6 separate regions of the Homo sapiens genome follow, and all the other regions are linked to region 4. Evidence: chromatin loops called from intact Hi-C (ENCODE). Cell type or tissue: PC-9. All regions are shown on one strand.

Evidence for each region. Peaks named below come from ENCODE experiments on the same cell type or tissue, not always from the same donor. Only the 100,000 strongest peaks of a DNase experiment are listed, where the experiment ranks them.
Region 1: a loop joins it to region 4, with 8 times the contacts of the local background. A loop is called at or near these places in 5 of 110 quality-filtered maps.
Region 2: it touches region 4 in a loop (7-fold over the local background); 3 of 110 quality-filtered maps call a loop at or near these places.
Region 3: a loop joins it to region 4, with 8 times the contacts of the local background. A loop is called at or near these places in 9 of 110 quality-filtered maps.
Region 5: a loop joins it to region 4, with 4 times the contacts of the local background. A loop is called at or near these places in 3 of 110 quality-filtered maps.
Region 6: it touches region 4 in a loop (12-fold over the local background); 6 of 110 quality-filtered maps call a loop at or near these places.

Annotation. Positions count from the first base shown.
Region 1 is chr7:84,410,004-84,415,003 of GRCh38, forward strand. It overlaps a transcript of SEMA3A not described here. Among named protein-coding and RNA genes, the nearest start is that of LINC03017, 120 kb to the right of the region's middle. RefSeq lists an enhancer at 618-787. In PC-9, no CTCF peak of the experiment used is centred here; DNase peaks (open chromatin) are centred at 2,438 and 2,798; H3K27ac peaks cover 2,147 bases.
Region 2 is chr7:84,058,201-84,063,200 of GRCh38, forward strand. SEMA3A (semaphorin 3A) reads right to left here. Exons shown (of 17, transcript NM_006080.3): 5 at 2,265-2,358. Among named protein-coding and RNA genes, the nearest start is that of SEMA3A, 130 kb to the right of the region's middle. In PC-9, no CTCF peak of the experiment used is centred here; a DNase peak (open chromatin) is centred at 2,711; H3K27ac peaks cover 2,164 bases.
Region 3 is chr7:83,933,305-83,938,304 of GRCh38, forward strand. No RefSeq gene overlaps it. Among named protein-coding and RNA genes, the nearest start is that of SEMA3A, 260 kb to the right of the region's middle. In PC-9, CTCF peaks have their summits at 1,059 (motif pointing right), 1,260 and 2,949 (motif pointing right); a DNase peak (open chromatin) is centred at 2,957.
Region 4 is chr7:84,186,052-84,191,051 of GRCh38, forward strand. All of the region lies in intron 1 of SEMA3A (semaphorin 3A), which reads right to left. Among named protein-coding and RNA genes, the nearest start is that of SEMA3A, 6.2 kb to the right of the region's middle. In PC-9, a CTCF peak has its summit at 2,960; a DNase peak (open chromatin) is centred at 2,030; H3K27ac peaks cover 2,037 bases.
Region 5 is chr7:84,527,335-84,532,334 of GRCh38, forward strand. It overlaps the pseudogene RPL7P30. Among named protein-coding and RNA genes, the nearest start is that of LINC03017, 2.6 kb to the right of the region's middle. In PC-9, no CTCF peak of the experiment used is centred here; a DNase peak (open chromatin) is centred at 2,287; H3K27ac peaks cover 1,539 bases.
Region 6 is chr7:84,023,568-84,028,567 of GRCh38, forward strand. The region is part of intron 6 of SEMA3A (semaphorin 3A); the gene reads right to left. Among named protein-coding and RNA genes, the nearest start is that of SEMA3A, 170 kb to the right of the region's middle. In PC-9, no CTCF peak of the experiment used is centred here; a DNase peak (open chromatin) is centred at 1,954; H3K27ac peaks cover 2,805 bases.

The sequences.
Region 1 (5,000 bases), 220 kb after region 4:
ATAAGGATCACGTAGGGAGTAGCATTGGTTATAGTATAACTGATTTTAAAGAAAATTTTTCCATGGAGAAAGACAAAATTGAGTTGAAAATACAAGACTGTTAATTGTTTTGTTCCTGTATAAGAATCAACAAAAGTAAACTCATTGTTTCATCTTATGTTATGTAACTGTCTGCTCTTAAAGAAAAACACAAATTCACACAATCCTTTATACTTTCTATACAATAATTTACATGTATTTTATATATTTACCTTTATATTTATAAACATACACAATATATTTTTCATTTGTTGAGAATTGAGTGCAGTTTTTCATCAGGGGGTCATTTTCTTCTATAATTTTCAAGATAAAAGACATTCTTTTAATGTCAGCCTCATGCCTACATGGCTATGTTTTCTACTATTAAGCAAGCAACCTGGATTTAATTCCCAACCCAGATTGCACACTCCCCAGACTACTTGGTTCAACACCTGTAAAGAAGAAAATTACTTATGTTACATGAAAGCACCTATTTTAGTTTTAAGGAGAGGTGCTAGTTTCCAATAAAGGAATAGAGTGTATTTTTCTTTGTTTTCTGTTGGAAATGTAGTAGTTGTGGCCTTTCAGCAGAATATGTCAAGCCACCCCACAAAGAGTTCCTTTCCCAGTGTATTTATTGCTGCGTGCACCACCACATGTTTTTCGCATAAAGAAAAGAAAAATGCAGGTATTAGAGATTCTAATTATATGTTTCTACAAGCTGAATTAACACGGAAATGTCAAATTGCTTGGGGGAGCATTTAACCCTGTACCTCTAGAGCATTCCAAAGTATTTGTGTTTCTGTACACTTAGACTCTTAAAAGCTATTTGACCGTTTTCCCAGGGTATCTGCACCTAAGAGACTAACTAGCTTTATACTGACACAGTGACAACTATTAGATAGAACTTACTTCAGGTTTTTCTTGTTGTCGTTGTCGGGGGATTGTAACTTTTTATTCCACTCCAAATCTGAAGGTTTAAGATAGAGGAATATAAACTTTCAGTAGGTCAGTGTATTAGCAGATGTTTATATTGTCTGTGTGTTTGTGTATCTGTGTGTGGGTATATGTTTATGAGACAGAGGGAGAGAAAATCCAGCTAACTGTATCTTAGAAACATCAATGGAGAGGTAGAGAGATAGCATTCTTCTCCCACCCTGTAATACTTGATTTCTGGACTAGGAAAAAAATTGGTAGCGGTCCACTTGGGATTTTTTATAATATTGCAAAATGGCTATGATTATTAATTTATGTTTTAACAAATAACCACATTAAGGGATAAAGTAGAAAGCACAGTCATTGGAGCATAAACTTGAACAGGAATAATAAGACATTTTATTGTCAGCAGGGATTTATCTCTCAGGGATGCTAGAATGCTGGGTTTCCTTTGCTTACCATGAATTATTGATTCTATGTCCTGTTACTTCCATTATGGTGTTTCCAAAATATCAGCCTAACCAGTCTTTTGTATTAAACCTATTTCAAAAATAATAGACTACTAATATAATTGCATCAGTTTCTTAAAATATTGACATTTGGGTATAATTATATATATATATATTCATATTCTAGTATTATAGAAAAATAACTGAAAAAATGCAGTGGCCTCAAATATATTAACTATCTACATTTCAAAATCTGTGTAAACATTTTATTGAAAAATTTTTAGGCTTTTCCTTACGTATGTTGAGAAATTTTTTGGCATTTTTTATTTTCTCCTGGCAACATGAAACAGCTGGGTTTAAACAACAGTTTAGATTCAGGTTTGTTTTCTTTCTTTTTTCTTTCAAGAAGAGGTCATGGACCACCTGTAAACTGTATCTTGATGGATTAAATAAAACTTGTAAAATTGAATCCTGGTAATAAAGTAGATTCTATAAAATAGACACCTTGTATCTCTCTCCATTATTCCATTCTTTTGTGGTTCTTCCTTGATTCAAATGTGCACTTATTTTAACATATGTAATTTCTACAAATTCTACAACACTTCTTGCTTTCTTTCCTAAGACACCTATAGTGACTTTTCTTATTGTGCTGGGCAAACTTTGAACTCCTAGATGCCATTTATGACAGCTCAAAATGAATGCCTTGATAAGGCTACAAAGCAAAGTGGTGGTTTGAAAAGCCTATTGATGAAAGGTTGGCAGGGAGGCTGTGCTAACCACATACAAGGATCATGCATGAGGCTACAGGAGGTCACAGGTTTTTAAGGAGCATGGATCAAGCAGGGTCAGATTGGTTACAGCCAATTGCACAGCACATTCTTCTCCATTCATCCCCAGCTGCATCTCTAATTATGACCTACACAATCAGCGATGAAGCATTAAAAAGTGGAACTGTATTGTTCCATGGTGAGTGCTTAGCAAAAAAGCTGGAATTTGATACTTAGTCACAGTTTGCAAACAATGTGGTTGAACCACCTGAGGGGTCACATTTTTACATTCTGAGGCAATTTATTAGTAATGGTACATGTCAGTCAAAAATCCCCCTAAAGCTCTTTCATTACTAGCCATGACTTTGATACAGAAATGGTTCAAAGTAATAGGCAAATAAAACAAGAGCTAGATCATTTACAAAGAAGGATCACCACATTCCCTTTATCCTTTCCTGATGAGCAATCTTTGTAGTTGAGCTCTAAGTGGTATAAAGATTATACTGGATGGGTTATTTTGAAAGCAAGCCTTTTTATTTGTCAATGAGGGATTGTTAAAGCTTCTAAACTATTTCCATGATTTCTTCCATTTTAACTGAAAATATAAACAGAAGCAAACACTATGGTTGAGTCACTGCAACGACACTTCTCCCAGCTATAGTTTTTTAGATAGGAATGACTCAAGTTTACAAAGCTGGTATAAATTTGGAAAGAGTCCTGCATAAAGATGTTTCACAACTTCCTTCCAAAACACACACACACATACACACACACTCACACACACACATTCATACACAAATTTCTTTTTCAAGACAAATTTAAGGAATTCAACAAAAATTACTTTTCTATTTTTGGAAGGAAATACCACCTTTCATCAACAAATGCAACATTTTAGTAGTTTTAATTTTTCTATACATGCTTCTGGAATGATTACTATTATACATTTCTTTCTTCATCTACTGACTTCTATGTAGGAACTTACCCTTCATAACTGATGCAGTTATGACATCACAGGATGTATTATATGTGTAGAATAATGGTTCTATTGCCATAGCCTCTCTAAGTGAAGGTTTTTTAACAATGAAAGTCACATTCTTAAAGATTTTATAGGGTCCATTTTAAATCAATAACCAAAAAGTTAAAATAAGAAGTAGAATATACTGTAGAAAGCAGGCCGAGTGTGGTGCCTCATACCTGTAATCTCAGCACTTTAGGAGGCTGAGTCAGGAGGATTGCTTGAGCCCAGAAGTTTGAGACCAGCCGAGGAAACATGGCAAAACCCTGTCTCTACAAAAAACACAAAAGTTAGCTAGGTGTGATGGCATGTGCCTGTAGTCCCAGCTACTCAGGGGGCTGAAGTGGGAAGACCACCTGATTCTGGGAAATCGAGGCTGTGGTGAGCTGTGATCATGCCATTGCACGCTAGCCTGGGTGACAGGGTGTCAGAGTGAGACCCTGTGTCCAAAACAAACAAACAAACAAAAAAACACAAAACTTAGTAGTAGTAGTAGAAGTAAAAATCAATCAATTGAAATTGCGTATGTAGAGAGAAAAAACTTGAAAGCAGTCTAGACTTTATTCTATTTCTTTGTTTTATACTAGTCATTTTTAAAAAAGAAACAATAAATAATGGGATGTGTAGGAAAAATATAACGTAGTGAAAATAACTAAGATTTACAAATCATTTTTACATGCCAGGACATATAATCTGCAATTTAGATGTAGTATCTCAATTAATCCTCAAAGCAGTCCTATGCATCATTTGCCTCTCTAAAGCCTTATGAAGTATGTATTATTATTCCAAATTTAGAAGACAGAAAAATTAGATTCAAGGTCACATATACTGCTTCACCGTAAATTTCTGATTACTCTATTAACTGATACTTTATTAATCTTATAATAATATTTGTGGCTTAACCCCGCACCAACTTGAGCAATTTGATTCCAGTTTAAAAAGTAAATTATATATTTGTTTTCTTGTTTTATATTAAAAATAGTTTTCTAATCAATGTTCACCATTTTTGTTTGAAATCTGGAAGCTATGCACCTGTGTATGAACATCTATGCATATATCTTTTGATCCCACTCTTAAACTCCCCTAACCATTTCCATTGCCCATAAACATTAACATTTTAGAGTGAAAAATTTGGTTGTGTAAACATTAATGTAATAATTAACTCAACAAAAGTAATCAGCACATGATAAATAATTGGCTAAAAGTAAAAAAAAAAAAAAAACAGTATTGTTATGTAGCCTCAAAGCAACACCCCACAAATGGCTTGATAAATACGTGCAATGAAATGAAACTTTACAATGGAAATTCTCACAGAAATCACCTTCACCAACAGGCTGAATTTGGCATCTTCTAAGAAGACACAAATGGTCATTATGTGATTCTAGTATAATAGGAAGTACACAACATCACGTGTAGTATTCTTGTCAAAGTTGTTTAACCTTAGTGTAATCATGAATAAACGTTCAAAAACACTCAGATGGTGGGACATTCTATCAGAAAATTTGGCTCTATTATTAAAAGAAAAAATGTCAATATCATGAAAAACAAAAAAAAGGCGAAATGAACAAAGTGTAATTTCACATTAAACTAAAAAGACAGGTAACCAATTAAAATGCAGAATCATTGTTTGAATCCTGGATCAAAATAATCAAATAAATAAACGAATCAGCAAAGAACCATTGAGACAATGGGGAAATTCAAATAAACACTATATGTTAGATAACATTATTGTTAAAGTTTGATTTACAGAAATTTAAAAACCATGAGGAACAAATAAAAAATAAATACATCTAAAATATTTATCTAGCTCACATC
Region 2 (5,000 bases), 130 kb before region 4:
ACCTTAAAATTTCTATCTTATTTGTACCAATGAGGAAGGTGTATCCAAAAGCTTTTGGGAACATAGGTTTTCCCAATGGCCATTTTCTGATATACAAAGTACAACCTGTATATTTCTGAGACAGCTGTTACCCTTGTATGTAAAAGAGTTTGGGAAGTGCTGTAGAAAATATTTATGTTAAAAAGCTCCATTAAACTAGTGAGCATTCTTTTTAGAGCAGTATGAGAGAAAATGCCAACGAAAACCCAACAAGGGGAACTAAATGTACCATAAGAGGAAGAATTTATAGCACAGTTATAAAGAAAGCAAATAACTTCAACACAGAGAGTTTCAGCTCTTGAATTAAAATGGCGTTTCAGGTATTTTGAAGGATTTTGCCAGGTATAATATGGCCTGTTTCTTTTTCTGTATCTTGCTATTCAATGATTTCAGAAGTTAATTTATTTGGTCTTGTCAATAAGCGCTACATACCTCTGAAAATTACTAAATTATTTTACCATATTGGATAGGTTAGGTCTGCACTTCCATCTGAAAGTTCTTTTTCTGAAACACCTATTGTTCTTTCTAGCCACGTCCTCTTCCTGACTCACTGAACTTTGCTCATTCTCTCTGCCTTTTCATAAACCTATATAGCTTTTTCAAAGATATTCAAATATAAAACTAAAACTGTGGAGTTTCGTTTTCTTTGTGGACTTTGGGTGGTTGCATACCATATGAACTAGGTAATACCTACTTGTCATCATTCTTTCTCAGCGGAATATTAAAATAAATAATCAAGCAAGTCCCTACTGAGAAACATACCATGAAGTAAAGCTGCTTTGGGCACACTTTAGCATACTGCTTTTTAAGGAATACCTATCCTTTTTTCAGTGTGCAATTTAAATAACTATAAGCTGTAAGTTCATACAAAATATGACTCCTACCCTTTGTTTAAAACAACGTTCAAATTTCAGCATGTATTTTTGAGGAAGCCATCCACAAATAATCACTAGACCAACCATAAATAGGAAAATTGTAAGTGTGCTAGGTATGCTGCCTTCCTTCAGGTCTTAAACTTTTGTTAAAATGCTGCATAAATGCATGAAATGGACTAAAAGTGTCCACATTTGAAAAGCAACAGAGGAGATAATTCATGCCACAATGGATTTCTTCTTAATAGAATAAGGATCAGTGAAACATGGTGACAAAAGAAAACACTAGAAAATACAGAAAAAATATATATCTTCATGGTTAATATGGCAGTCAATATGACTAGAGTTTATTTTTCTGAGTAGGAAAAAATTATAAGAAGAGAAACATGGAAAACTTTATAAACTTATGACATATCAGATAACCTAAATTTAATTTTTTAATCAAGATTTATTATTTAAAATTTAATTAGAAATTTTAGATTTGAAAAGTTTCATTTTGTTGTGCTATTAAATAATTCTTTTGCATATTGTATAGAAAAGGAAAACAAAAAGGTACATAATTTCTACACAATTATGTAGAAAAATATGTTCAAGAACAGAATCATGACCCAGAATTTTTTTATGTTTTAGGTTGTTGGTATGCTCAAAATTTAAAAAATAAAAAAGAAAGGAAAAAATGATAAAATAAAGAGAAAATAAAAAATTTAAAAATTGCTTCATGATTTGCCACTTTTTGTTTGTGTATTTAGTTAACTCCAGTCCGGAGGTAGTTAAGAGTCTGGAAAAAATTCTTTATTTTTCAATACAGACTAAAGTTTTATCTTATTTGTATCTACTTCTATTATTTTGAACTATAAGCATTCCCCACTTATCAGCAATGCTAAATGAAAAGAGGAGAAAGCTAGAAAAGATGATGGTTACAGAAAAAGGTAGAGGACGTCACATCAAATATTTTGTTAGATTTTCCAAAAAAGAAGAGCTAATTTCATAAAAGGTGAATACAGAATGTAACTTCCCTTAGCCTGTATATGTAATATGTATATTAGGATGAGCCAGCACAAGGTAACACAATGGGTCTCTGCCAACTGTACCAAGTGGGGCTGCATAGTAATTGAGAGGCCATTTTAAGATCCTATTCCATTTCCATTAAAAAGAATCAGACTAGTTGGTGCAATAAGCAAAATAGCATTTAGTGTTTCTTCTTCATTTTCAAACATTTGAATATATCACAACTAATGTCCTTCTAAAACAATTATTATTTCATAATGGAAAATCTTGGTAGATAAAAAAGAACATACAACCTGTTTGTTATTTATAGAAAACTCACTATTTAATTGATTGTTGACTACGCACCTATTAAAAGGGATGCTGTCAGCAGCTTAGGGTCATATGGACTCTTCCCACGGCCGTTTTCAAAATGTGAGTTCTCCAGCTTAAAAATATTGTCCTGTGGATTTAAAAAAGAAAGAGAAAAGGGTTTCCTTTATATATAAAAATGAGTGTTTTCAACACATCAGTTAATCAGAGAGATGTCAAGTATTCATGTCCAACACAAGAGTTATTTTTATTTGTTCAAATTTTTGAGATGGCAAAATAAATCAAGTGTATTGAAAATAGGTAATACTAGCCAAATATCTACTTAGCTTAATGATATTTAGTAGCAGTTAGCACGTTGCAAACAATAATGTGTAAATAAACTATAAAGAACAGGATGTGTCATGGTAAGAGGAGAGTGATTATTTTATCACACAGGTATGTTATAATCTATCATAATGGCTTTTGAGGAAAGAATGTTAAACTTAAATAAAATGACTCATTTCCTTCCTTTGTAGAAAAGAAAAATAGCAATTCACTACGTTAGTTGTCTAGAATAAATTACACAATCTTGTCAGTATGTACTTTCCAGAAGACATGTTAAATAGCCATCAAATTTATTTTCCCCACTATGTCCTTTGCACATCTTTGGTGGCTACGTGCTTCTTGTGTATTTTTAAGTTACAGCAGCAGGTGAAGTGCCTGAAATGCCTCATTCACTTCTCTAAGAGGGAAATATCCCAGGTTAGGAGAGCAGTGTGCCTGGAGGTGGTGTCAATGGAATAACAAGCACATTATTACCACGGGAAAGCCTGCTCTGTTGGGTCCCTAAGTACTCAGAAACAGGAATGAACTTTTGACTACCTATAAAAAATATACACATGTCTCAAGGTAGAATATGTGCAGGAAAGCATGACATCAAAAATCTTGATAAGGAGATAACTAATTCACGCTTGAGACCCTGTTGTCAGAATGTGTCTACCTACTGCACTCTATATGTGACAGTGGAGTAAATCTGGGGACATTTCTGAGCATTCTTTTAAGAACCAAGTGCCCTGGGAATTAATTAGATAAGAATATGTATGCTTTTTCCAGTAGTACATTAAGTTGTCCACAGACTGAAATAAAATAGCTTTTTATTTTTTGGCAATTTCTCTACTATTCACATAAAAGTATTTTCTACCATCTTGGTATATTAAATGGTGTCCATTTTATGATCAGTAGGGATCATTTTGTTTAACATTTAATATTTCTGATGGAACTAATGGCAGGGTTTCAAATTATTACTCTTAAAACTCATTTGAATTAGGGACGAAAGTTAAAAAAAAGGAAGAAATTCCAAGTGTTCTGTTTTTACTACTGTGAATGAGAATTACCAATTCTAATCTTCTTTCTTTGCATTTATTCTGTATTTGGCAATTAGCTGTCCTGTACCAATGATATTTCTTTAGGTTAGTTCTAAAATCTATACTGTGAAATAATTTATGGGCTTTCACAGAATTGTACTAAGTTATAGTGGAAAACGCAATGAGCCAGGCACCAGGCTTAGCTCTGGTTCTCTGGTCACTGTTTCATATCTCTGAGCCTCTGGTCCTAAAATGTCAGCACATGTAAGGATATTTAACCTCACAAGTTAATTTGGAGGGTTAAATAATTTATTTAAAACATTTTAAAAGCAGCAAAATTTTAAAAATGCTATTTATATTCTATTAATTATGTTAGTATTACCAGTATAGCAAAATAATATGGAAATTAACACAGGTTGTTGCCATTATTTTCAACTTTCCTAACATAGTGTCAAAGAAATATTACATTGAGATGTTTATATACATCACTAAATTACAAACTTTTTCACAAATACGAATTTATCATAGGCATTTAAATATTAAAATTATATGAAAAGACATATTCTATTCAAAAACTTAGAAGAATCATTAAAGAAATACCCAGATATATGTGTATTTTGATGAAAAATTAGGAAATAGGAGGAGCCAAGATGGCCGAATAGGAACAGCTCCGGTCTACGGCTCCCAGAGTGAGCGACGCAGAAGATGGTGATTTCTGCATTTCCATCTCAGGTACCGGGTTCACCTCACTACGGAGTGCGAGACAGTGGGCATAGGTCAGTGGGTGCGCGCACCACGCGCGAGCCGAAGCAGGGCGAGGCATTGCCTCACTTGGGAAGCGCAAGGGGTCAGGGAGTTCCCTTTCTGAGTCAAAGAAAGGGGTGACAGACGGCACCTGGAAAATCCGGTCACTCCCACCCGAATACTGCGCTTTTCCGGCGGGCTTAAAAAACGGCGCATCACGAGATTATATCCCGCACCTGGCTTGGAGGGTCCTACACCCACGGAGTCTCGCTGATTGCTAGCACAGCAGTCTGAGATCAAACTACAAGGCCGCAGCGAGGCGGGGGGAGGGGCGTCCGCCATTGCCAAACTTGATTAGGTAAACAAAGCAGCCTGGAAGCTCCAACTGGGTGGAGCCCACCACAGCTCAAGGAGGCCTGCCTGCCTCTGTAGGCTCCACCTCTGGGGGCAGGGCACAGACAAACAAAAAGACAGCAGTAACCTCTGCAGACTTAAATGGCCCTGTCTGACAGCTTTGAAGAGAGCAGTGGTTCTCCCAGCACGCCGCTGGAGATCTGAGAACGGGCAGACTGCCTCCTCAAGTGGGTCCCTGACCCCTGACCCCTAAGCAACCTAACTGTGAGGCACCCCCAAGCAGGGGCACACTGACACCTCACATGGCAGGGTATTCCAACAGACCTGCAGC
Region 3 (5,000 bases), 250 kb before region 4:
AGGGCTTCCAGGAAAATACGTCCCTTCTCTACTCCTCCCCACTCCTCATCAGCAACACTTCATTGAACTTTACATGGACTAAAGTAAACAAACAAGCAAACAAACACATTTTTATTATAATATGCTACTGAGATTTCAGGAGTTACCTCTTCTAGCAACTATCCTTACCCGGCCTTGAACTACTTGTAAAAAACGCTAGAATTGTGGATGTGTTTAGGAGATTGAAGTTGCCCAGGGACAATTTGTAAGCAGCATGTTAGGTTTAACTTTGGGACTAACTTTGACAAGTTCAGGGAATATCAATGATGGAGGCAGTGGGATCTTGTAGGATCTGGAAAAACTTTTTCTTTTCCCCATTGCTCATCTAATTGATAGGATTAGGGAATTCACATGAGTTTTATTTATTTTCTTGTAGTGGAGAGGAGGGCTCTGAATTATTATGCATTTGTGAATCCCTCCTACTGGTAATATGGTGGGTTTCCTTTTCTTTGTTGTTTTGCAAAACCTGAAAAATTACTCTGCAAAATTTTAGGTGTGTTGTGTATATGAATTAGTATTCCAAAATGTCCCTGGACAATTGATTTAGCTCCAGGTTCTTTTTTTGATTTGAGATTCTAGTTTTACACCGTCATGTGTCTTGAATGTTTTAAAAAAAGGAACAGCAACAAAGACAACCACCTTTAGTTCACAAAATATAAATTAAAAGATTGACGCTTCCTAGAAATACTAGCATAAATGGCATTTAATAATTAAAGCAAGTTTCCTCTCACTGTTCTCTATCTCAGATTCTTGTTTGTTCCCTTCATTTTATACACTAAATATGGACTTATTTTAATTGTTTTCTTTTTAAAGTTTGTCTTATTCTCACCGTAATGCACATCAGAAGAGGTCTTGTACCCTTTTTTATTTTATTCACAGTTGTGTCCTGGGACTTAACCAGAGCAACCAAAGCATAGTAGAAAATTAATAAATATTTGTTAAACATATTAATTTAATACACTAAAAAGTATTTTCTTAATATTTACCACTAGAGGGCATTTTTCTTCTGTCTTAAAATTCTAGTTCTTGAAAGAAAAAGCCTTTTTTTTTTTAAAGCTGAAGGTACTGAGTACCACTTTATTAACTTGTAAAGATAAAATATTTCAACCATCTCAAGTTATGAAAAGCATATATTCTTTATGGCACATATTAGCTTAAAATACATAAACATTCATATTCTACAGTAACATCAGCTCAAATTTAAAACATTGCTCTAATAAAATATTCAGATTTTAAAATTTAGATTAATATATCAGTATTTTAACACATAGACATACACACATATAGGATTATGTAAAATATTTCAATGATGTAAAATAGACATGATGGCCAAACACTATATATTTTGTAGCATTTTAGTTATCTAAAAGTATAATATGGATTTGATAAGATTTGATAAGAGAGAAGGATATTTTGATTAAGTTAAAGAATAAAGCCTTTTTCTATAGAAGAGGACAAAACAAAATCACATGGTCACAACAGGGCTGTCTTTCAGCTTGAATTGCTGTTTGGGTTTCTCTGGAAGCAGGAGATGGAGTTCCTGCAAAGTGTTCACCAGGGAATACTATTGGGGTCATCCCATGTGGACAGGAGGGTAAGAAAGTAGGACTGGGCCAAGACAAAGTCCAAACTCAAGGTAAGAAGTTGAAGTTGACAGGAATCAACCCTCCAAGAAGTTCTGGAGCTACAATGGCACATCAGAGGAGTCCCAAATTAAGTCAAACTGGCTGGCTTTTATATTCCTGACCCCAGCAGTCATCAGATGTGGGTGGACAGGGGAACTGGAGCAGTCAGTTTGCTGTAGCTGAGGAATCTCTGAAGAAGCCTGCAACTGAAGTGTGAGGCAGGGAGTCCTCGGAAAGGAGCTCTGGGAAGGGCCTGGCTACAACTATCACAACTTAGTTTTGTGAAAAATTTATGGGAAACGAGGGTTAGGTGGGGGCTGTGGAACTGGCAAGTATATTTAGAAACACAGTACATATTGTAGATGGAATAGAATTGTTTCAATGTAATAATTTTTTACTGCATGGATGTTTAAATGACATTATTAAAAATTAAAGGTCAGAAATTGAGAAAAAAGTGTAAAGTGTCCATGCATAAATTAGGTTTTAAGTAGAAGACGTTATGAAGATAATTTAACATTAATAAAACAATTTTATAATTTTGTTATATTTTTGATATACGCTTGCTCTAATTTGAATGTTAATATTAATGTCCTTGAGTAAAGAACATGGTTTTTTTTTTTTTTTAGACGGAGTCGCGCTCTGTTGCCCAGGCTGGGTGCAGTGGCGCGATTTCGGCTCACTGCAGGCTCCGCCTCCCAGGTACGCCATTCTCCTGCCTCTGCCTCCCGAGTAGCTGGGTCTACAGGCACCCGCCAACACGCCCGGATAATTTTTTTTTTTATTTTTAGTAGAGACAGGGTTTCACCGTGTTAGCCAGGATGGTCTCGATTTCCTGACCTCGTGATCTGCCCGCCTCGGCCTCCCAAAGTGCTGGGATTACAGGCGTGAGCCACCGCGCCCGGCCAAGAACATGTTTTAACCATCAAGAATTTCCACACTACTTAATAGCTAATTTACCTAAAGGAATTTACAATAAAATATAAATAACTATTTAGGAAATGAAGCAAAAAGACCCTCTCTTCACGGTAAAATTAACTTTGCTGTTAATGTTCTCTGTCAAAATACATCCCTTTGTCCTCCTTCTTCCCCTTTCATCCCACTTTACTTTTTAGAGTGCATTTTTACTTCATTTTATGCAACTGGAAGTGGAGTAATATCTTCATGAGGAAATGATATTTTTAGCTATTCTGTAATTCAGCTTCAAAGAAATGAAAATTCTTTGAACAATAATTTTCTTTCCGAAGAGATTCAAAGCCTTCTGTATGTGCTCAATGTTGTTAACCAGCAGATGGCACTCTTGCTCCTCGGCAGTGAACCTGGAGGCTTTGAAACTTGTCAAGAGTGTGGGTCAAATATCTTCCTTTGAAAGAAGTATAATAAAGAAGGCGCCTTCAGCCTGTATATCTGAACCAATAGAGATTCTTTATGTGCAGGTGCAACTAATCCTTTCAAGATGTAATGAAGCTCAATAAATCCTCCTTTTGCAATATCTTCACTGGTCTTTCAGGCTGATTCTGCTTTTTGTGAGAAGAAAAGTGCAGAACAGCTCAGCACAATGCTACATGTTTAAGCAATAAGGAGACTGACCCATTGTCTCATGTCAAGCTGCCTGGGACGCAATTTCCTTTTTCCTGTTCTCAAAATTAGCTGATGAGAGCAAGTTCCCTAGGTGAGCATAAGTTCCCCATATATATTTTTTTCTTTCTTTCCTGAAGTAAGGTGGCCAAAGAACTACGCCTTCGCTAGCTGTTATTCTCCATTTTATGTGCTGGGAAAGTCACTTGAGCACAAGAAGTTATTTTTCATATCTACATCACTGCTTCTTATTAATAAAACAAAGTACTTACCTGTTATTCGTTTTCCTTTTAGCCATTTCATAAATTCTGAAACTACCCATTGGAAATATTCAGAACTCTTATTAACACAGGGATTGATAGCATGCAAGTTTGGTGTTTTGTTTTTTTTTTTGTACAGGTAAATTATTGTTTGTTTATTTAGTTATATCACAAAAGATAACAAACCTTTTGGACAGCATATTCAGTACCAATCATTTCATGTTAGCATTTTTTTGCCATTTTTTAGGAAATCTCAAATTCTCAGATGTAGTTAGCTAAGAATATTATTGCTAACTGGCTATGTCTATAAGAAATAATATAAATGATAATGAAATAGGACTTTACTTTTAGTTCAAGAAAATTACAATATCAGTAATATCAATTGATAAGCTATGAGTCTTAGCCCTTCATCACACTCTGTTTGGAAAACCAGCAGTTGCTTCTGAGAGTGGATGAAAAACAAAATGAGAGGAAGGCTGCAATTACTCATATGACAATTACTTGTATTTGGTGTTGGCGTCGTCTGCCCTTAATATTCTTCCATTTTTCTACTGTCATTGTATTGATACTAAAACATGCTGCCAAAGACAGGATTAAGAGGTCTGGAAATAGCATGTTGAGCTTACTCCAAGCCATTCCTCTTTATGACTGTATGCTAGTGATAAAGACAGGAGACAGAAATACTGGGTAGAAGAGGGCAGTTTCCCAGCAAAGGCCCCACCCTCAAGCCTGGAAACCCGTGGCCCTAAATGAGAACAGGTATTCCTGTTTTCACGCCCAAAAAGTTGCCTTTTGGCCTGCTATGCCCCCTATCCTGTGCCCACATAAACTCCACATCCCAGGCTCCAGAAGCGGCCGAACAGATGAAAAGCAGAAATGCAGGGCATTTCGAAGGAGAGAAGAGAAGGAGTGTCTGAATGCCGAGAGGAGTTTGTCTGGGGACTATTGGAAAGGAGGTTGGCCACTAGACAGCCAAACTCCAGGGGAAGATCATCTCCCCACTCCATTCCCCTCCCAACTCCCCATCCATTCTGTGGAGAGCCACCTCCACCACTTACTAAAACCCCAGCTTTCACCCTTCTAGTCTGTGTGCGACCTGATTCTTCCTGGATGCTGGATTGGACCTGGGTGCCAAGAGGGTTCACTGAGCTGTCTAACACTTAAGCCATCCGTGGATGGCAAGACTAAAAGAGCGCACTGTAACTCAGGCCTACTTGGGCTTCAGGAGTGTCAGACATCCACTCCTAGATGCTGCCATGGGGCTGGAGCCCAAAAGCGCTCCCCTTGGTTCCTGCACCTGCCCGTCTGCGTGCTCGCCCTCCCATAAAGGGTTTGAGCTTGTTCAAAGGAGAGAGTTTGAGAGCTTGTTCAAACAGAGAGCCACACCCGCGTGGCAAGTCCTGTGAGGGTGGTCAAGGAACTCTCCCAACTCACTAGTAAACTGAAAAGCCAACAACACAAAATACATTTTCCAGGTAGAAATCAGAGAGAATTTTTTAAA
Region 4 (5,000 bases):
AGTCATATAAATTATTCTAAATATATTGCTGTTTTCCTAAAAAGAAAATCAAATCCAAAGAAATAGTTTCTGATACAGTAGTCACCACTCTTCTCTACTTTTACCTTCTCATATTTGTCCTATCATTCAAGGCCCACCTTCTTTGGGTCCTAGTTTAAAAAGCCACCCTAAAATCTTTAGGTAGATGTGACATCACCTTTCTCAAAAATTCTACAATATTCACTTTATTTATCCAAGAATCTATTCATAAAGAAATCTGACAGATGAGTTATGTGGCTTTATGTGTCTATTTTATACATAGAACGCAAGTAAGAAATAGTTAATAATGGTGCTTTTGTAAATAAAGTTTGCAGAACTTATGAAAACGTACTTTCATTTAAGCTAGTTCTTAAGGGATAATAACAACGGAACAGCATTTATTCTCTTGAAATTCAAAGTTGAAGGTTAAAAGAAAACAAAATTTCTGACCCATATTATGAAGATTCATAAGCACTTTGACAGCTTGATTTGACCTCAGGTGTAAACAACTTTGTTTTAGCTATGCCCAAATACATTTCTAAGAGTTTGGATTACACTTGGATTACACAATCATTTTTCAATACCACTTAATAACTATGATTTGTACATAATAACAATGCTGCTAGTAGTTGTCCCATTGTCCTTTCCTGGCAATATTTCTACCATGTCACAATAACTACATATTTAAAAAAAAAAAAAGAATTTTCCAACGAACATTGTAAGTTCATTTTATTCTAAATACCAATCTATAGATCTATATATAAGTGGCCTAAGGAAATTAGCCTACTATCCTCTCCCACCCTCTCAATCAGTATCTTAAACAAAGAATTCAACATATATTTTTCATGTTCACACTTTAGCAAATATTCCCATGGTATTTCCTATCACATCTACTCTCTTGAGTAAGTCTGAGGATGGAAGTGGATCATACTCTGAGGCTGTGGAACTCAAGGGCAAGGGAAGAAAAAGGATGACTTGGAGATGTAGCTTAGGGAGCAATGAGCAAGTGTTGCTCTTGACAAGTGTAGGAGGGGAAGCAAGAAAGGCTCTGAACTGCTAAATCTCAGCAAGCTGTCAGAGAGCCAAGTCTGGATTCTCCTAAAAGTATGGACAATGAAAAAGAACCAATTGAAATTACTCAAGGATTACACTTACAACTTCATTTGGTAGAACTGATTTGATCTTCACAAACATTCAGATACAATAAGACTGAGAATGGGATACTTTCACTTATCTTTAGCTACTACTTGGTTTTAGAGTAGAAACCTCACTTTCTTTTCTGGCTGTATATACTGTGACCTGATAAGAGGACAAGGAAAATCTGGGTTTTTGTCCAAAGGAATGCAATAATTCCTCAGCCTGGTTCCTGATTCCTAGAGCCTTCCAACATATTTATTGTATGTTTCCTATCTCTTAGCTGCAGACTAACAAATATGACCTGGATATTTTCTGATTCAGTTCTGGAATAGGTGTGGTTCAGAAGGAGATACTGTTTATGGAGATAGTATTACTCTCACAATCCTTTGTGCACTCTTAAATGCCTTGACTGATATCTTCCTGCCCTAGCACCTAACACTAAACTCACTTTCTCTACTATATATTATAATGCACAATTCATTTATAATGAATTGATTTATTGTAAATTTTCATTCTTATTATTTCCAAAAATAATTTTGTTTTATTAACAGGCATATTATTTGTTAATTTTTAAAAGGTGTGCCAAATAAAGCACAAAATCATTCAACAATGAATAATTCTGTGCTAGCCATTGAGAATATAAAGATGAAAAATACTACATACCCAGCCTTTAGAAACTCAGAATCTGGCACAAGATGATTCACATAAGCAGTTTCACAGACTAAATGAGTCAATTGACATATTCAATAGAATGAAACTTCATTTGGCTTGCTGATGAAGACTCCAGTGGGTCATGTTATATTTTATCTAAAGACATGTTTATGATTGCTGCAACGCTTTAAGTTACTCTAAGTTTTGGTCAACATAGTTTCCCACGCCACATTTCTCCAAGCAAGGGAAACCTGGAAATGCAGGTTTAATGACTCATTCAGGAGATGACAAGATTCCTTAAAATGTGTGGTTCCTTTAAATTTTACCCTAAGCTTGTAAAAACTCCCAAGACCAAACTATTCTTCATATTTATCAACAGGATTTTATTTTTGCTTATCTTCATTCCCCAATTCAAGTATAAATTGTATATTTCCTTATCCTGGGTTTGACAGACTCCAGCTTTGTTACTGTTTGGAAATAGTGTGTGGATTGCCTATTTATACTGATGTTTATGTCTTGGCAATAGTGGGAGATAGTAGCTGGAGACATTCATACTTATTTGTGTCAGATAGAATTTATTGATTCTTCTATATGCTTAATTAAGATAACAGTGTTAAAGAACCTACAGATTAAAAGGAGTCAGTCTTTTAAAAATATACCAAATGCCATTTTCTTAACATTATTTTACTTTTTCAACTACCTACTCTCCAACTATAAATGGCTGTAATAATGTGCCACAGGCAGGCTACTTCATTCTTGGTAAGCACACATCATATAATATGTGATACTTAATATATACAGGCACATGAATCTCTGCTTCCATCATTCTAATTGTTTAGTACCATTGTTTCATTCACTATTTTGTTTTACATTTTACAGATTAATTTCACATATCAAGCCTTATTTAAGTTTAAATGTATGTATTTGCTTTTTACTTAGAAATATTTAGTTTTTCAGGATCAAAATGTACCAATAAATGCATGCAAAGAGCACATCAATATCTTTAGCAAATTTCATTTTAAGTAATTCTTCTGTTTTGTGAATGTTAAATTTCATGACTATTATGCCAATTTTTCCAAACTTGGTCTGCACACCTTATTCTGTGCATATTTACCCTAGTAGCCTGCCCATTTCCAAATTAATGAAAGAGCTGTCACAAATTGCTAGTGCCACCTATTAGTGGAAGCATAGAACTGCAAATCATGGTAATTCCTTTATATAGTGCATTAGAAATCATGAGGGGTAAAAGTCATCCCAAGAATCACACTTGTTCTAATGTATGTTTACAACTGCTGGTCTTTTTAAAATAAACCTTCACTACAAGTGCAAAACTTATTTCAATACTGTCATGAGTTTTGGAGATTTTACCTCTATAACTTTGTAGCAATGAATTATTTATCACATATTACTTTTTCATAAAGGTTTGACAAGAGCAATGTCTTAGTTGATTAATATGTAACTCTGTAATATCATGACTTTGTAAATAGAAGTTGTTGGATAATGATCAATTCAAAATTTATATCACTATTAGTCATTTTGGAAGATTTTGTAAAAATCAGATTAAACATTATTCAAAATAATCCTGACTTTAGATTTTGAAATTCTTCAAAAGTTGTGAAGGTGTGGTATTTTGACTTTTGGAGCTATGATACAAAGGTGTGTCACTGGAGTTAAAATGAGAAAAATTGGGATAATTTAAAATACACAATTTCTTACAGGCAACTTAAAATTCATGATAACTTTAAAATGCAAGTTTCTTAAAATGCAAACCTGAAAACATGATAGAAAATTTAATGCCCTATACAATTATTTATTCACATTAAGCATAATAGCCTCCATAACAACAATTTAACATTAATTTTTATTACTAGGAACATATGCAATCATATTAATTAACTCTAATTAAACGTATTCCTGAAAGATCCATGAAATACATTAAATCTTTACTATAGAATTTAAGTATAATTGACCCCAAATTATAATACATGATTTATATAATAATTAAAATCAGAAAATAAAGGAAAATTAGATATCACAGATCAATATATCTGTTTAGTTTGCTAATATTTTAGTAAACTACGTATTTCATGTCACTGACAATAGTAGAACTCTAGAAATCAGTCACATGAAGAGAAAAAAACCCTAAAAAGTTAGAATTGGGAAAATTATCTATTCAGTATTCATATTTATTTAAGTTGTTAGTGACTGAATATCATTATTAAAGCTGGTGAGTTAGAGGCTTACATGAATTTGTTTTGCGGTCTCAGTTATTTTCTTGATTGCTAAAGTCTACACTGTATAAATTCTTTCAAAGGTCAATCTGGTTGTCAGCTTTAAGCAGAGAATCCACAAATTGGAGATTTTTACAAGCCCTCATCTGATCTGACCAGCATTGAATCACAAGATGTGTGACTAAGTGTTTTATTTTATGTTCATTTTACATTATTTGCCAGGGTATACTTGTTGAATAGATGAATAAAAAGTTCTAGTTTTCAGTGTGTTTAAATTCAAGATTTCAGCATCAAAACATGATTTATAAGGTTAATAGAATTTGAGAAGAAAAGGTCATCCAAAGTCCTGGTGACAAATATACAGTGAGTATTTGAGAAAAGTCATTGCAAATAATTGATAACTTCTTTGCTCTATGCATGTGTGTATGTATGTGTGTGAGTGTGTGGGTATGTCTTCCCCCCACAACTCCCACATATGTTTCCTAAAAACATTCCATTTTAGCTGTGAGCAGATTTTTAGGGTAAGACTAGCCCTATCTTATACTATTATGTGAATGTTCAGGACATCCATGAAAACTTTTCATGGGACACAAAAGACAACACCCACTCTATTATTTATATATATATATGTATATATATAATATATATACACACACACATATATATAATTTAAAATATCAATGTCATTTTAAACCAACAATTTACGAAGAATTGTATTGTGATTCAGAACTTGTAGATTGCTGAGGTTATTTTCACAATTATAAAATGAAGTTATTTTCTGAATTATAAAATCATAAAATGAAGTTATATTTCCTATGTATTGAAATATATGGTATATGTATACCTATGTGTACACATAAATGTATTGGTATATACACACACACACACACACACACAAATACTGCTCTGGTGAAAGTAAAGAAAATCTTAAAGGAAAGACAAGAAGTTTAATTAGAAAATCAT
Region 5 (5,000 bases), 340 kb after region 4:
TAATAATAACAATTTAGAAAAAGAGTGAAGTAAATGTGCAATATATTACAACTAAGTTTTATAACAGAGAGTTATTTCTAGTATTAGATGTCTGATCATTACTTTTTAAAATCAACTTTGTATACCGCAATGAAAAGAATTTTGAAACTAAATGTAGCTCAAAGAATACCTCTTTCTTGGTTTTGCTCCATTGATCATAGTTTCCTTATTAAGCATAGGAAGTTGTGCTTGGAGTTGCCTTAAATTGTGTCATGTCAATCAAATTGAGTTTAGGAGGAAAATGTTTTGAAATACTAAAATAAATGGAAATAAAACCTTAAAGAGTCTCCTCTTCATGCACTGCGTGTTATCCTCCTGATAATACCACAGAGCTTATGTCAAACTCTGCGGACCTGCTCCAGAGGTACGTCTAGCCCACAGTGTGTGAGCAGTGAAGTTTGGGCACTCTTAGAGTTTGAACAGATAAACTTCGGAAGTTCAGTGAATCATTTCAGCCAACGTGGAAATGTCAGTAGCTGAAATCTTAGTAAAAACAATAAGTAGTCTGAAATACTAAACTCACATGAAAATTTGTTTTCACTTTAAACATATTTTTTGGCTTTTTGTACATCGAATACAGGTCATATCTGTTGCCTATATACTTGTAGATTAAAAAAAAAAACAACGATGTCAGCACTGCAAACTATAATTGTGATCAACATATATGATGGGTATAGTTGCTTTTTCTTTTTGAAAGCAGACACTGTTTATTCCAGGTTACAAAAATAATCACAGCAAACACCTTAGTTCATCCTTCTAAGGCTTTTGATCTGGTCTTCCCTGTTGTCAGCATCTCCGCCTTCTACAAAATGAGTGGTCTTTTTCTTTATTGAACATCCTGGAGAGGATGATTTGAAGGGCCACAGGGAGTTATCTGTTTCTTTGAAGCATTTTCTAACAGTACAGATCTCATGAATGAGGTACTACATGCTGATGATGTCATATTTACCAAGAGATCGACCAAAGTGTTAACTGTCAAGGCAATTCACTTCTTACTGATTTTGCCATAATCATGCTTATAGATTAGTTCATTTACTGACTTCAGGTTCGGGTACTCCCATGCAAAATAGGGTTCTACAATTCTCAGCATGTTAATTGAAGCCTCGTTGAGGTTAAAAATTTCCTTTCAAGACCTGATGAAGGCAAAGAAGCTGGAATACCTTTTGGACCTTTGTACTCATACCGTTAATACTTCTGATCCTGATGACAAATGTCAATTTGGGTTCAGCAGGTACATAGAAGTTGTCAGTTTTTCTTGCCATCCTATCCAATCAAATATCAGTTCTATACATTTGCCTATATTCTTTGGAACAGTGCTTCACTTTTTCATAAGTTTCCTCCTTGCCTTCAGAAGCATCTTTTGGGTTAAACTTTTTTCTCAGGCATTTGATCTTCAGGACTGCAAAATTCCTTCACTTTTTCTTAAGAGTTTCTGGCACAGCAGGAACCTTCTTCTTCCCTTTGATATCCTTCTTGATTCCAGCCAGAAAGGAGTGGTTGCTTTTTCCCTTTAAGAAGTTGTCATTTTTTCAAAGCATTGAATTAAGTATTTCCATGGTGGTAAGAAATACAGAGAGGGCCTGAAAATTCACTGACAAGGCAAAAAGTTGACAGTTGTTTGTGGGCAAGCATCTTTTTCTTAAATAAAAAGTGTGAGTTAAAGAAATGAGCAAAAGATGTAGGTGAGCCAGATGGATACAACTTTCATTTTATGTTTTTCTCACACCTGTATAAAACATTGTTCTAGTTCAAGGTATTGGTGTGAATATTCAAGTCCCAATCAAGCCACCCCAGAATGTTAAGATTAATAATGCATGTCAAATAAGAACAGCAAACATTATGGATCCAGGTGTAAATGTTATTTGTCTTGTTTCTAGCTTTCCTGAGTATTTTTTTCTTTCTCTGCCAATTAACTTTTTTTTTTTTTTACAGGAAGTAATCTTTTATTCCATTGGTGAGATGTGTTTCTAATCTTTCACTCCATGCAGAATAGCACCATTAAGGAAACTTAACTTTCTTTTCTTTTTTTGAGATATAGATTTTTTTTTAAGCCACAGGTTTAATGTGCTGCCCTTGACCTGAGAAGAAAATCTTGGATTTGTCTTTAGAGGAGGGATTTTGCTATGCCCCAGGGTGTTTATGACCAAAGCACATATTTGCTTCCTTCGTCACTGCTGTGAGGTTATCATGTGCAACTGGGTTAAACAAATAAAAAATACATTCCTATCACACACACACCTCTGAGTCCAGATAAAACAAAAGAACAGGACCATAAATGTCATCATTAGCTTGATTTCATGTATATGTACATATATTAAATGTGTGTTTGGTATGTACATATTTGACAATGAGTCGAAAAATATTCTACTATCATCTTTAATAACTCTTATGTAAGCAAAATGTGGCATGAAGTGATGTGATCCAGAACTCTGAGTAATCCCAGCCACAGTTTACTAGGATTTTCAGTAGTTATTGAGGCCTATGAATGTGTGTAGCTTTTCTTTAAGTCCTTCTGAAAACAGGTCTGTCCTTGAGGTGTCAGATTAACACTCCACTCAGAAGACAAATTGTTTGTGGGCACACTGGACATATGAGAGCCATTAGAGAGTGTGCTCTGCATTCTTGAAAAATGAAAAATTCTAGGCAACATTACATCTTATAAATGCAAGATGTTTATTATTACAGTACCAGCAATAAATGTTTAGAAACTGGAGAGGGCTCACAATGGTCCTGACTAGGAACATATGCCTATCAAGTTCATTGGAAGCGGAGCCATTGCTTTTTGGCATTAAGCAAAGGGTCTGGAAGCTATTATGCATTTAGGCTTCTATGAGTATTTAATTATATCAATAGGAGAACACAATTTCTGTTGTGTGTATAGTGCTGAATGTCTCCATTTATTCATGTTACTGTGCGTGATAGATGAGTTTAAACCAGATGCTGTAACTTTCTTGCTATTTGGCCAAATTATTTAAATCATATTCTTTGAAAATTCAGAAAATACCCTCCTGAACATCATTAAGGAAACTTCACCCATGGAATCTGTTTACAGACTTTTCTAAGGACGCTATACAAATTAACACACACACACACACACACACACACACACAACTGTGTATAAACATTTCCACCCCTTGATGTAAACTAATATATACTACTATATTGATCTTACCCTTATGCACTTTTCCAGGTCTGTCTTTTCTACCTTTCAATGATGCTTGCTTGAATATGTGATTACTACTGTTTATTTTATATTTGCCCCTGCACACTCAGACATTACCTAATGATGCAATCCAAAGTTTTTTGTCTGGTAGCTTTCTTTTTATATGACTGCAGTTAAGATATGGGCTCTGGTCCTCTTCTACTGTTTTTGATAAAGGTGATTTTACATTTAGAGTATAACATCTTTTAAAGAAACCCATTCCTATTTTGAATAAAATAAATACATTTTATATGTAAACTAACACTTTGCCTAGCACCTAGAATAATCAATAACTTACACATAGTAAGGACACAAAAAATATATATCAATTGAACGACTGATGAATGAGCTTATGAAAGCCTCCAAACAAAAGAAAAAACAATAAATATACAAGTATTTCCTAAGTAGTCGTTTTCTACCATAAAGTATTTCTTTTATTTTTATTTTTTAAATGGACAGATACAATGTCATGCATTTACCATATACAACATGATGTTTTCCATGTATAAATCCATAGGAGGTAATGCATTTGTTAATTAGCTATATTGAACCATTACTATGTAATTCTGATTTAAGTAAGGTTTTTGTTCTTGAATTGTTCTGTTGGCCTATTGGCTTGGGAGGAACCATTGTTGGGATTTGGAATTTATAATTCCATTTAAGTTTATACTTTATTCAAGCTTCTGGATCATTACTACCCGATAGGTAATGCTGGTCATTATTTTTTAGGCATGTGCTGTGCCCACATATTTCTTATCTTTTTTGTGGCTTCAGATACATGATCTATTTGTTCCATTTGCAGTTCTTTATTACTGCATGACAGACTCCATGACAGAGAGTATCTTGGGAGACTGAAAACAACAAGCTCTGAAGTCAGATTTAGCAATAGCAATAAGTTGCCTCATTTCTAAAATAAGAATAATTGTATTACTTGGGTAATTACTTTGAAAAATATAGAAATAATGAATATAAAGGAGCTACCAACATAAATATTATAAATTAGACTCCTTCATTAGGTAAGCTACCAGTAATATCTCCTAGAAAACAATCATCACCAATCGTCTTTGGGCTCTGAATGGGTATAATTTTGTCATGGTGCACACAATATTACTTATCCTTGGTAACTGGTTAAAAAAAAAGTGAGTCCAAATAATTTTAAATAGCAAAATAGTTACTAAAACTGAAATTCAATAAAAAGTAAATGTGAAAAGGATAAATCAATATAAAAACATCATATTTGCGTTTTCATTCTTGTTTTTTCCTCTTCCAATGCATTAGATGAAAGTTAAAATTCTGAATCTAGTATAACAGCATCAATGACAAATTTAAACGTGCAAGTCAGAGGCAGTTGAGGGAGTCAAAAAAGTTAAATAAGACTAACAAAAAAAGGAAATCTTAAAAAAGTTAAATGGTAAGACATTGTACTTACTGTCAAGACATGGCAAATACCAGTTTTCAAATTCAGGAAAATTTTCCACATGGGTGGCATGAAACACAGGAGAAGAAGGTAATTTGCCAGTGTTATAAGCGTAAGCCCATGTGTGAAAAAAATGAATAAAACAGAAGAACAAGGGAGAATAACAAAGCTAGGTCATTACTGTTGGGTTGGGAACCAGATGATGAAGAGTCCAAATGCAACATAATTGTGCATTTAAACTATGAAAAGGTTTAATTCCTTTAATATGTTTATATGTATTTTTTTTCTCTTGCTACATTTTTCCTGCCCTGCATGATAGTCCTTGACATAGATTGAAGGCAT
Region 6 (5,000 bases), 160 kb before region 4:
CCACTCAGCCAATCCTCTTGTAAAACATGTCAGAGGTTGCAGAGCAGGGAAGGCGGAACATATAACCCCACTGCAGAAAAATGGCAGAAATCCCCTCTCTCTCTGAATCAACAGGAACACCACCTATGAAAGGAAAAAACAAGGCTTTAAAATGTAGATAGTGCCGGGCGCTATGGCTCACGCCTGTAATCCCAGCACTTTGGGAGGCCGAGGCGGGTGGATCACGAGGTCAGGAGATCGAGACCATCCTGGCTAACACGGTGAAACCCCGTCTCTACTAAAAAATACAAAAAAGTTAGCCGGGTGTGGTGGCGGGTACCTGTAGTCCCAGCTACTCGGGAGGCTGAGGCAGGAGAATAGCGTGAACCCGGGAGGCGGAGCTTGCAGTGAACGGAGATCGCGCCACTGCACTCTAGCCTGGGCAACGGAGCGAGACTCCGTCTCAAAAAAAAAAAAAAAAAAATTAGTTCACAGAAATATACATACACATTCTTTTCTTCACACTTTAAAGGAGGTCCCAGTGACATTATAACTATGAAGGAAAACTCTTTCAGAAAGCAACATAAAAAGAAGCAAGTATTTCCTTCACTGTACTTATATAAAAACTGTTCTGTGATAGGATTCAGAGAAAATGGGTAGAAATTAGGCTTCTCCCAGTCACTAGATTTGTTACTTCAAAAATAACAACTTGGCTGGGCGCGGTGGCTCACGCCTGTAATCCCGGCACCATGGGGAGGCCAAGGCGGGTGAATCACTTGAGGCCAGGAGGTTGAGACCAGCCTGGCCAACATGATGAAACCTCGTCTCTACTAAAAATACAAAAAAAAAATTAGACGAGTATGGTGGCACACACCTATAATCCCAGCTATTCGGGAGGCTGAGGCACGAGAATTGCTTGAACCCAGGAGGCGGAGGTTGCAGTGTGCTGAGACCGCACCACTGCACTCCAGCCTGAGCAAGAGAGGAGACTCTGTCCCTGCACACCCAATGCCCCCCCACAATAAAAGAAAAAAGAAAAAAAATCAACTAGCCTCAGTTACTTGACTATCAGAAAGTACATATCTTTGAGGAGTGTTGGGAGAATTAATTAGGGAATACACATACATCTATCTATCTGCCAATGCCAAGCATATTATTGGTCTTCAAAATTGCTAGCTGTTATTATTTTATAACATTGTTTTTAAAACTTTGTGAAATATTGTATACAAATGTATGTTTAAAAGTTAATGGTAACATAAGATCAGGTGCGGTGGCTCATGCCTGTAATCCCAGAACTTTGGGAGGCCGAGGCAGGTGAATCACTTGAGGTGAGGAGTTCGAGACCAGCCTGGCCAATATGGTGAAACCCCGTCTCTACTAAAACACAAAAAGTAGCCGGGCATGGTGGTGGGCGCCTGTGGACCCAGTTACTTGGGAGGCTGAGGCAGGAGAATCTCTTGAACTCAGGAGGCGGAGGTTGCAGTGAGCCGAGATGGTGCCACTGCACTCCAGCCTGGGTAACAAAGCGAGACTCTGTCTTTAAATGAATAAATAAATAAATAAAAATAAGTAATGGTAACATAAACTTAGATTACCAGTGGAAGCAAGTTGGTAGCTGATAAGGATTCTAAAAACCTGCTAAAGACAACTAAGATGAACAAAGACTAATTATAAATTATGTAAATTATAAAACTATATTAATATTTCCAATATCACAGCCTCAGGCTTCAAAATATTTACAAAGAAACTAGCTGGGAAATTGGTAATGGGGAATAATTATCACCAGATGACTGCCAGCACACCAGGATGGCAGCCACAGTGACTGGTTTCTTCCCTTTTCAGCTATGCCACAACATACAGAAAACAAAAGCCCCAAAGAATCAATAGACCATGAATGGGAACTTTCAGCACATTAAGAATGCAGGGAATGCAACATAAGGTCATCTCACATTCTTAGCTAACAGCCTAAGCAGAGGAGATATATCATTTTTGGCTGTGGAATAGAATAACCTCTGGCTGCCAAGGAACGGGCCTGGAAAAACTTCTGATGCTAGCTGGCTGGGAAACTGTGAATAGCCTTTGGGATAGTTTAACCCAAGAAAAGTTCAAGATGAGTCACATCAGGAGAGAGAGAAGGGCTGATTAGAATGAAAGATAAACACAGAAGGCAAGTGAAAATAATAGATACTGTTTATTGCACCCTTTCCTTCTGTACTATCTGCATTATCTAATCCACACATACCCCAGAAAGAAATCCTGGGATTAAGACCCAGCGAATGTTCAAGGTACAAACTAGTAACTGGCAGAGCCAGGGCATAACAAGAGCCGAGTTCCTTCTACTGCCTCAAGCTACATGGAGTGTTTGCACCTATGTAATTTGCAATATGTCTCTAAGTTGCATGTACTTCTACACTATTTGGTTATTTGATTTACTATTTTAATATACTTTTTAATCATTAATCAAGAGAATAGTGGGAAAGATTGCTACCTTCTAGCACTACAAAATAAGTCTATTTGAACTAAATGGTCATAACCAAAAGCAACGGTTCGTAGTTTTCCTCAAAAAGGCAAATGACGGAATAAGAAGTGAAAGGCTTTGGGATATTGGACTTACAAGCATAAATACATAAAGTCATCACGAACATCACTGTGGTGTGGAGTGCCCTCAACTCTGTACCTTAAATCAAATTAAGTACCTCGTATCTCTTATTCAACCCTGACTTTGAGGAGAAAATGTTTTTCCACCTTCATCTTTTCAGTTTCATCTCCCATATCTATTTAACTGGCAATTACTACCAATTCTCTACTAATAATTTTTAGAATATTTTTCACTTATTTATTTGTTTTCTATTAAAAGTCTTCTCATCTCTCTCCTAAAGTATTGATGTGACCTCTAGAAAGAGTCCCCTGCTTTGAACTACCATGCAACCCAGTGAACCCATTACTAGGTATATACCAAGAAGAATATAAATCATTGTACCATAAAGACACATGCACATGAATGTTTTTTGTAGCACTGTTCACAATAGCAAAGACATGGAATCAACCTAAATGCCCATCAATGACAGACTGAATTTAAAAAATGTAATTAGTGCATGTACACCATGGAATACTATGCAGCCATAAAAAGGAATGAGATCATGTCCTGTAGGAACATGGATGGGGCCGGAGGCTCTTATCCTTAGCAAACTAACACAGGAACAGAAAACCAACTACTGCATGTTCTCACTTATAAGAGGCAGCTAAATGATAACCACTTATGAACACAAAGAAGGGAACAGACACTGGACTCTACTTGAGGGTGGAGGGTGGGAAAAGGGAGAGAAGCAGAAAAAAATAACTATTGGGTACTAGGCTCAATACCTGAGTGATGAAATAACCTGTACAACAAACCCCTGTGACACGAGTTTACCTATAAAGCAAACCTTCACGTGTACCCCCAAACCTAAAATAAAAGTTAAAAAAAAAACTGCAAGCAAAATTATGTGTGTGTACCTACAAAAAAATGGACCATTGCTTTAAATAATTTTCTTCCAAATCAATATTTTACAATATTTACAAGGTATATCTCTAAATATACACAATTTTTTAATGGTTTTTCATTGACTAAGCAAATTCAGATGCCTTTAAAAGACATGCAATGTCTCTGCTACCTAGTCCCTGGATATACCTAATTCTAGGCTTGTTCCCAGTTGAATTTCCTTGTATCCTCCTATCTTACCACTTGGGATTCCCACAACTTTTATTCTTAAATTACTTTATTTATGAAAATTCCTTTACCAAGAATCATGACAATTTTTCAAGACCATTTTCAAATATATTTCACGAGTTCTTTCTCTAAATTTGTCAGGTGGAAATTTATCTTCTGCATTTTTATAATACAGTATTTTGTTGGATTTTCAATGAGTTACCAGCCAACCAGCACTAGTTTATTCTTTAGAGCAATACAAATCTGGGTTTCTATTTCTATTTCACTAAGTTTTTTGTTTGTTTGTTTGTTTTTAGTTAGAGTTTGCCATTCATCTTTGAATCCTCTCTAGTTCCTAACAATATATTACCCTTTAGGATACTTGGTTACTTGAACTCAAACAGACACTATTATATATACTTACATAATTGGCTTATGGTTTACAAACTGCCTTCATGGAGATGAGGTGGCAGTGTTAAGAAGCTGTCACAGTATCCAGTTTAGCTCCACCATTCAGTTACTGTGTGACCATGAGCAAGTTAACATCTCTGTCTTGAGTTCTCACTCATAAAGTGAGAATTTGGAGACATTATAAAGATAATAGAGCTGATACACCTGGACTTAGAACAACATACTATTGTGAAATATCTATCTTTATTGTTATCCCATGGTTGATTACTTCTGCTTCATTATTAAGAAATGTGTTTACCACCAAAAATCATTTTCTAAAAGTGTGTTATTGACGTCATCAAAATACAAGTATTCTTTCTGAAAATTGAAGTGGAAGACATATCATTATTAATCATGTAAGAAGGGTGTACCGATGTCCGAAGCTACTTTGTCTTAATAAAAAGAAAGATGATTGATGAATGGAGAGAGGAGTGATTGGAGAGACACACGATACATTGCAGTAAATTGTAAATTTATAGAATCTAGGTGGAAGACAAAGGTTTATAGCTGTAAAATTATTTTAACTTTCCTGTATTTGAAATTTTTCATATCAAAATATTAGAAAAATACTTTTATGCTTCCCAAAAATAAAAAAGTAGCATTTGTTTTTAACATTCAGGAAAGGTGAACTTAGGTGAATATGAGGACTAAGGCAAAACTAAGAAAATACAATATGTAAATACAATAATTATAATGGGTGATAAATGATATCATTTAGTTTCTTTTACTAGTACTGTCATTATCCTAATGATTCACACTTATCCATAAACTGGAACAAAATCAACAAAGTATGTTCTTTTTACTTAAATATTATGGTCTTTAACATTTTATAATTCAATAGAAAACTTTTTATAATGTAACTGGCTATATGCTATAGAATTAC